2 separate regions of the Homo sapiens genome follow, and region 2 is linked to region 1. Evidence: chromatin loops called from intact Hi-C (ENCODE). Cell type or tissue: A673. All regions are shown on one strand. Each heading gives the region's core, and the rest is flanking DNA. Links, peaks and the distances in the headings are about the cores only.

The links. Hi-C counts contacts between places; a loop is a spot of excess contacts. Peaks named below come from ENCODE experiments on the same cell type or tissue, not always from the same donor. Only the 100,000 strongest peaks of a DNase experiment are listed, where the experiment ranks them.
Region 2: a loop joins it to region 1, with 10 times the contacts of the local background. A loop is called at or near these places in 12 of 110 quality-filtered maps.

What each region holds. Positions count from the first base shown.
Region 1 is chr2:11,582,855-11,587,247 of GRCh38, forward strand. GREB1 (growth regulating estrogen receptor binding 1) reads left to right here. Exons shown (of 33, transcript NM_014668.4): 8 at 2,307-2,420; 9 at 2,908-3,051. It also overlaps the pseudogene RN7SL674P. Among named protein-coding and RNA genes, the nearest start is that of MIR4429, 44 kb to the left of the region's middle. RefSeq lists an enhancer at 1-183 and a silencer at 1,562-1,651. In A673, for the core only: CTCF peaks have their summits at 239 and 1,589 (motif pointing left); DNase peaks (open chromatin) are centred at 447 and 1,517.
Region 2 is chr2:11,776,843-11,781,235 of GRCh38, forward strand. It overlaps LPIN1 (lipin 1), which reads left to right. Exons shown (of 21, transcript NM_001349206.2): 7 at 2,677-2,803. Among named protein-coding and RNA genes, the nearest start is that of MIR548S, 12 kb to the left of the region's middle. RefSeq lists an enhancer at 2,086-3,285. In A673, for the core only: a CTCF peak has its summit at 2,542 (motif pointing left); a DNase peak (open chromatin) is centred at 2,489.

The sequences.
Region 1 (4,393 bases), core at 80-4,079:
GTCCTGTCACTCACTGGTTCGCAATGGAGAAGTGCTGCCCCCTGGGGGCGGGGGTAGGAAATGTTCTGGTAAAGGATGGATTTGTTGTCCCAGGCCCAGGGTCTTACTGGCATTTGGTGCTGGGACAGAGCGGGCAGGATGCACAATGTCCCGCACCAAACAGGCTACATAATGAGTCATCTCCAAAAAATGCCAAATAGTACCTCCCCAAGAGACATTTTGAGAAATAGTTGATCCACATTGGTACCATGGGAGCAGTTCCTGGTGACATCATTTGGGAAGAGCTCACGGGCTTAGGGTCTATTTAGAACTATTTATAGGGTTATCTTCCCAAAGTGAGAAAACATCTGCGTCTCTTCAATCCTTACTGAGATCCAATTCCAAGCCCTGTCCCCTTTGGTCGTTCAGTAGAGCTTTTAGAGGAGCTGGCTGCTTAGCCTCTGTGGGGGGTCTCCCATCGCAATTGGGGACAGATGTTTGCAGAGTCTAAGGCCTCATCCCTGCAAACAGGAAGGAGGAAAGCAGCAGCTGCGTCAGTGGTTGTTGGGAGGGCCAAAGGAGCCCACGGCTTTGAAAGCTCTTTGTAAACAAAGTACTTTATGCTTTTAACTTTTTGTTTACTTTCAGTCAGTCAAATGAAGTGATAATTTTTTTTTTGTTTACTCTTGAGAGACTCTAAAGCAATGATTCTCACCCTGCAGCGTGCTTAAAAATTACCAGGCTGGTCGGGTGCATTGGCTCACACCTATAATCTCGGCACTTTGGGAGGCTGAGCAGGCGGATCACCTGAGGTCAGGAGTTTGAGACCAGCCTGACCAACACGGTGAAACCCTGTCTCTACTAAAAATACAAAAATTGGCCGGGTGTGGTGGTGCGCGCTTGTAATCCCAGCTACTCGGGAGACTGAGGCAGGAGAATCGCTTGAACTCAGGAGGCAGAGGTTGCAGTGAGCTGAGGCCGCGCCACTGCACTCCAGCCTGGGCAACAAGAGCGAGACTCTGTCTCGAAAAAAAAAATCACCAGGCTGGCTTACAAAGGATGGTGTTTTTTTACTGTCGTTTCCAGAGATGTGATTCTGGAGGTCAAGGCAGGGCCCAGGGACACACAGGTTTAATAGGCCCATGGGGGTTCTGTGCAGTGCCTCGGGTCACACCTGGAGAACCGTTGCTCTGATTGGTATTTCTCCACCCGGGCTGTGCGTTAGAATCAAGAAGAAGCGTTGAGATATTGGGATGCCTGGGTCCTGCTCCCATGCTGGGCTTCTGGTTTACTTGGGATGAGATTGCATCCAGACAGAGTTTTAAAAGTTTCCCGGTTGAGTTTAATGTACAGTTGAAGTTGAGACATGAATCTCTGCATGTAGGGGAAATTTTGTGTCTGGTTAGTCAAGAAACTATGGAAACCAATTCTTGATATTTTGAACCATTCACGAAGATAGTTTGAGTCATGAGCATGCTGTTGTCTAGAGTGGGCGGGGATGACTCATTGGAGTGGATGCGCTGCTCTGTACTTGATTTTTTTGAGTCTGAAATTAGCTTTCCAGGCTGGGGCAGGGAGGGGAGCACAGGTGGATCAGTACTGCCCCCAAGCGGTGGAGCTGTGGTGGTGGATCAAATACTGCTGCCGCCTGTCTGCACAAACATATTTCTCTCTTCCAGCCCTTCAGAAGTGTATTGGAATATGTCGATAACAATAATGATGGTAGTGAAGATGATGATGATGTGGGTAATTCTGGCTACCTTATTGGGTCCAAGCTCCCCACAATTCGTTGCACAAAGCACTCTACATACATTCTCTTTAGTCCTGATCAAACCACCTTTCAGAGTAGGATTTAGTGTCCTATTTTAAAGATGAAGGAGCTCGGGCTCAGAGAGAGATCGTTTAGACACACACACAACTTTGGAATGAAACATTTACAGCCGGGCGCGGTGGCGCGTGCCTGTAGTCCCAGCTACTTGGGAGGCTGAGGCTGGAGGATCGCTTGAGTCCAGGAGTTCTGGGCTGTAGTGCGCTATGCCGATCGGGTGTCCGCACTAAGTTTGGCATCAATATGGTGACCTCCCGGGAGTGGAGGACCACCAGGTTGCCTAAGGAGGGGTGAACCGGTCCAGGTCGGAATGAAACATTTACAAAAATTGACATTTCCTTATGCATAGATATTTCACTAGGTCCTTAAAACCCACGTGAATCTGTGATTAGAAAAAAAAAAACAAAACAAAACAGATCATTGTTCTCCAAACCAAGGGTAAATTTTATTGGAGCCCTGTCCTGGTGATAGCCTAATCCACACTCTGAATATTGTCTAGGTATCTTGTCAAACTCCGGGCCCCCCAAAAAACGCCACAAAGGGTGGTCTCCAGAATCTCCATCAGCTCCAGATGGTGGCTGCCCCCAAGGTGGTGGGAACAGAGCTAAGTATGGTAAGTGATGGCAGCCTTGCCCAGAATTCCAGACTTGGGTACTGGTGGTAGTGCTGCTGCCAGTTGTGTGTATGTGTGCGTGTGTGCGTGCGCACGAGTGTGAATGTGCGTGTGTACTGATGAGGGAGTTCTAAGGAGGCAGAGTTTGGTGTGACAAAAGACCTCTTTCTCACATGTTAAAATTGCTTTGCAAGGTCTAGGATCCGTGTATGATAGTGAGTTCTCTGATCCTTGAGAAATTTTAAAAGGGGCTATTTATGACTTGGCAGGGATATCGAAGAGGAGACTGAACTACTGGGGGAAGGATGGGCGGAATGAACTTAAAGGTGCCGTTGACCTTAGGAATCTGTGACTCTAAGAGTTTGGTGCTCCTGTAATCAGGGACGTTGGTCAGAGGGTAGCAGATTTGCTGGCTGGCCTGATGTCAGGTATGTGAGAGGTGGATGCCTTGTCTGATGTTTTCACTAATATTCTTGGGTGTTCCTAGAGAGCGCAGGCATGTCCTGCGTGCCGCAGGTTGGCTTGGTGGGACCAGCTTCAGTCACCTTTCCAGTGGTGGCCTCTGGAGAACCAGTGTCTGTTCCTGACAACTTGCTGAAAATATGCAAGGCCAAGCCAGTGATATTTAAAGGCAAGTACAGCAGTGCACCGAGTCGTGGGGATGGGAGAACCTAAAGGAAGGCATGAGAAACAGGCAAAAGCGAGACCTCATCCCGGTCTGACTCCAAGGGTATCCTCCTGAGACAAACCTAAAATGCTTTCCAGGGCAAGGAAAGAACAAGGCAGAGCCAGTCACTAGCTCAGCCCCTGATCAGATGCCAAGAATGATGGAGCTTGTCACAACTTTCCACAGTGGGTCCAGGTGAAATGATTCCCTGCCATGAAGTCTATTTGCCTGTTCACTCATTCTTTCCTTCGTTTGCTCAGCTTCATTGAGCTTCTGCCGTGGTCCCAGACCCGGTGCTGAGTGCCGAAGATTAGGAAAAAACAAATCACTCCCTGGCTGCAGGAGCTCCGCTCTGGTGGGTTGTCTCCTGTTATCACCCACGCCACTAGTATTTTTTGACTATGAAATCTACTTTGGTTGGGCAAAGATAGCCGTGGTCACCACTGTAGAAGCATCAAACAAAATTAGATTTGATCTGTTTTGTGCAGTGGGCTAACGTACGCTACGTGGGGGTAGACTTTTGGCTCAGCTGAAGAAATCTCTTTGATGAAGCTGGGGATGTTGCAATGGGAAACCCTGGGGGGATTCAGCAGGGCTTGGCTGGTGATATGTAGGCACCAGAATGGCTGGCACATGGCAACACACACATACATACACGCGTGGGCACGGCACACACACACCGTGCACGCAGGCCCCTCTTAAATACGTTATTATTGCATTTGGTATCATGCTTGTAGATAGAGTAGAGAGGATTGTAGGAAAGTGAGAGAAGCACCCTACTGTTAATTAAGAAATAAGAAAGAGCATGTCTTTTTCCTAAAACACAAAAACTGGACGGGGTATTCAGGAAGTAGAGTGCAACTCTGAGTTTCGACCTTAGCATGACGCAGGACCAATGACCGAGGCAGTTCCACTGGGCCCCACTGTCTACCTCAAATGAAGACCAACATTCTTTCAGTCATGTTGTGTGTGTTTTTTTACGTGGCCATGGCGTGTCTGTGGTAGGCCCGAAGACCACGGTGCTCAGGAAACAGAGCTAGGACAGGGTGCAGGGCTTGGAGGTGCAGGCAGGGCGTCACCTGCTTCTGCTTTGAGCCAGGAACCTCGGAAAAGAAAGCCCAGCAAGTCTACGTCTCACACGAGCAATCTCAGAATAGAGACTGTCCTCTCGGTTCTCAGGCGTGCTCTGCTCCCTCCGCTGCCTCTCTGTTTACACTGCACCCCTCGCTGTAAAGCCCTCGTCTCCCGGACTCCTGCTCCCCACAGCCATATGTCCAAGCCCTCCTGAGGCCTTAAGACTCAGCTC
Region 2 (4,393 bases), core at 71-4,070, 190 kb after region 1:
TAAGCCTTAGCAAATGAAGCTACGATTAATTTGTACGTGGAAAACCTTTTGTCTTTTTGATTAAAGATCCAGACCTCAGGATGTACTTCATTCAGAGGCTACATTTGCAGAAGAAAAGTCCGTTTAAAATGAGGAAAACAAAGTTGTTAATAGTTAAAACTAACTAGCCTTATTGGGACTGGCAAAAATACTGAAAACTTTGATAAGGCTAATAAATACCTTGTTTATGAACATCAGTCATTGACCTTGTAAGCTTACTTTTTTGAACAACCCTTGATCTTAAAATAATAATATTTCATGACGGAGCACTTTGGAGTCATCTTTCTGGTAAATCCCACTTGGCAGTGGGCCCCATTCCTGCGTCCTTTTTGGTCTGTCTGAATTCCCTCAGTGACGGTCGGCAGAAAGCGCATCTGTGTTTGTGCACGAGACCTTTGGAGAAGGGTTGCTGTGGCCTGAACGGGCAGCATTTATGGTGGTGGCCTGTTTGCTGTTGGGGAGGGACTTGCAGCAGACTTTCTCGTAGGGCTGGGCTCCTTATGCGTGAGTTGCACGCCTGAGTGCCTCTATGGGTTTTGTGGCTCGTGGCTTTTATGAAGGGACCAGAATGTTAGGAACTCTGGAGTTGGGAATTGCTGCAGGAGAACCGTGTTCCGCATTTCGTTCTTCTAGAGCAGAGGTTGGTAAAGCACGGCCCATGGGTCAAATCTGGTCCACCATCTGCCTCTGTCAGACTTTCCCGGGCATAGGCAGTTGGTTTACATACTGGCTGTGGCTGCTTTCACACCACCACAGCAGCGAGTGGTTGCGACAGACGTCGTAAAACCCGTAAAGCCCGAGATATCTGCCACTGGGCTCTTTACAGAAAATGTTTGCCGACCCCTGTTCGGAGCAAGCTTTGTCTAAAGGACTTTATTTCATTTAGTGACAGTGAGATAATTTATTGCTGCAAAGAACTTATAGCCAAATATGTTCTATTTTGTCTGGTGAAACAGAATGGCAAGAGCTTTTTAGATACTTTGAGGTTTGGGAACAGCACCGTTGAGGGTGAGAAGTTGGTTTTGATGGACTTATTCCATGATGATGCTGGAGAAAGAGTGGATTGCGGTCACACTTGTAGGTACTGAGGCCCCTCGCTGGAGGCCACAGCCTGCGCTTTTCCCATTGCAGTGATACCGAACACGTGACTGTAGACGCTTCAGTGCCACCAAAGCGTTGTCTCTTTGGAGAAGTCCAGTTGTGGAACTGGAAGAGCAAGGAGGTTGAAAGGCCAGGAGCCTTTCCCACATGGACGTGGGGGGGCCCACGTGCCTTCTTATAGGACTGCTCCCTAAAGGGCAGAAATGTGTGTCTGTTGGGAGCAGGGTGTCCCATTGCAGAAGCTCTCCTAATGTGATGTCAGGAGCCTCCTCTCCCCAGGCAGGCGAAAGAGAGCGTGCAGGCTGCCCCGTGGCAGCACGTCATTAGAAGGGCTGGGAGTCATGGGCACCAAGGGAGCAGGGACCACCCTCTGCCCCTTGGTGTGAGATGAGAGAGATGGCACTTGGTCTGGCTGCTCTATGCAGCTTGATCAAAGAGATTCAGGATCAGTTTAGCCCACAAGGTCCCTGTTTGTTGGATACAAGTTATGTATCATCATGAACTCACCTTGTATTGACAGGAAAGTTATATTCAATTGGAGTTGAACTCTAGGTAAATGAGACCAGAAGCATCAGTTTCCGAAGAATAGATAAGGTCTGGGAAAGAAGACGGCAAGGGAAACTGAAAGCTTTATTTCCTGCTTTGTCTGAAAAACCCTGCCGCCTTCCTCTAGAGGAAATGATGTGGGAAAATAAGCAATAATTAACCATGTTATTATGCGGCAATAAATAATTACAAGAATTGCTGCTGTAAATAATATTTCTCTAAGTTGTTTAGAATATGGTGAGGATCTTGTGGATAAGTTAATGACTTTTGGATGGTTACTTTGGCTGGGCAGAAGTAAGACCTTGTTTGGGTCTTCAGAGTAAAAATTCAGGAAACATGGAGGTGGTTACTGAGCGAGCCTTAACCAGTTGGTGAGTCCCTTGTGAAGTATTCCTGGAAGACATAAGATCTTAGAAAATTTCAACTTGTAGGCTCCTGCCCAACGTTATCGAGTTTATTTGTGGCATCCAGCATCTTTGGTAAAATTGGCACATCATATAATTTCCCTGTTTCCCAGGCCAGTGCAGATGATAAATATTTAAAATATGGACTCTAATGAGTGCCTGCCCGAGCCAACCAAGACCCTTTTGCAGCCCTCTGACAGCAGAGGAACTTGATTTGGAAACAGATTGCAGGAGATGCGAGTGCAGAGTGGGGTGGGGAAGGGTGGTCTTTTTGAGGTAAGAACAGACTATTTTTCCCTTTCTCTTTCCATCTCTTTCTTTTGTATTCTGGGCCACTTCTTTTTCTCCTCTCCCCCGCGGTGCACCAGGCGGCAGGGTGGGGCGGGCGACCCACGTGGAGCGCCTTCCATGGGAGGCGCTTCCCTGCCCCCTGGTGGCCGGAGGAGGGATTTGTCATGAGGCTCCGCTCAGAGCGAACGACAGCTGGGGGTGCATTTTCTGGGCTATTTGAGCCATGGAGCTGGGCCCAAAACATTTACAAAAGTTTCTTTTCCCACCTTAATTTTCGCTTTGTGTTTTCCTTAAGTCCTTCCGGTTCCCGACCTTCAACACCTAAAAGTGATTCAGAATTGGTCAGCAAGTCCACGGAAAGGACAGGGCAGAAGAACCCAGAAATGCTTTGGCTGTGGGGAGAGCTGCCGCAGGCTGCTAAGGTGAGAGTCTCTTCAATTCTGCCACGGACCGAAGATTTCTAACTCAGCTTAAATTACATGGAATTAGTATCATAGCATAGCCAAGAAACACAGCTACCAGGAGCCAGAGGTAAACCAAAATATATTAAGGGTTAGCCTTGAATGTTGGAATTACTTTCTTCCACGTTACCAACATTATAGAGAGGTCTCATTGCTTTTGTAGATTTTAAACCTATGGGATTCCTCTTAGGATTTACTTTTTTTTTTTTTTCTTGAGACAGAGTCTCACTCTGTCACCCGGGCTGGAGGGCAATGGCTCTATCTTGGCTCACTGCAACCTCTGCCTCCCAGGTTCAAGCGATTCTCCTGCTTCAGCCTCCCGAGTAGCTGGGATTACAGGCGCATGCCACCACGCCCCACTAATTTTTGTATTTTTAGTAGAGACGGGGTTTCACCGTGTTGGCCAGGCTGGTCTTGAACTGCTGACCTCAAGTGACCCGCCTGCCTCTGCCTCCCAAAGTGCTGGGATTATAAGCGTGAGCTGCCGTGCCCAGCCAGGATCTACATTTTCTATCACAGCTAAATGCAAATTAAATTAAAGAAATACAACTTACACACAATCTTGCTGTCTTGAAACTGTAAACAAAAATAGCTTCCAGCTCTTGAGTCTGCTAGGTCATTGATGAGTGGAGCAAAGCCACAGGGAGAGAGTTGTGGACTCTTGGCCCATTGAAAAAGAAGCTGAGTTGTAAGAGCTGGAATCCACATGTTCTTGTGTCCCTCACACAGAGAGACATCTGGGAGAGCCCTGGGAGAGGGAAAGGCTAATAGAACAGAAATGAAAGATTTCAGCCTAATAGATAAACAAAGTCAGAAAACCTTAAGGTTTTGATTCATCAAGTAGTAAGTATTTCTGGGCCCTCATTGTTGGTGGGACCCTGAATTTGACCCTATGGAGATCTCCAAAATAAATAGAGAAGCAGCTGAGGGTAGCGGAGAGAATGAGGGCCTGGGAGGCAGCAGGTTATTCTGGGTTTGAGTCCTCACTGCACCGCTTGCTAAAAAGGTGACCTTGGGCAAATGAGTAGACTTCCCTGAACCTCAGTGTCTTCATCTGTAAAACTGTGAGAAAATGACAGAATTGTTGTGAGGTTAGAAGGGCTAATGTAGGTATGTGAAGTATCTGGCACCTGTAGGCCCTCTGAATATTTGCATTCTTTCTCCTTGGCTGTGGTACATGCACGCTGAGCCCCAGTTTCCCTATCTTGGATATGCAGTGGGTTTACATGTAGGTACATAACTGGTTCAGCAAATATGTTTCTAAAAACATGAAATGAACACAATCTTTTCTTTCAAGAAATTTTATTTGGTATGCTAATGTATTATAAGCATCTTGAATTATGTTATTATATCACAAGCTTTAAAAAATATTGTAAGGTCCTTAGAAGATGCTATAGCCTCTTGCATCCCCAATAAATGTTTGTAATATGAATGAATGAGTGAGTGAGTGAGTGAATGACTATTGAAAACATCCCTTATAAAGAGTCAAGATGGGCAGCTTTTTGGAGAGTAGTCTGTTGAGGCCAAAGTTGTGGATCCATTTCCTCTCTA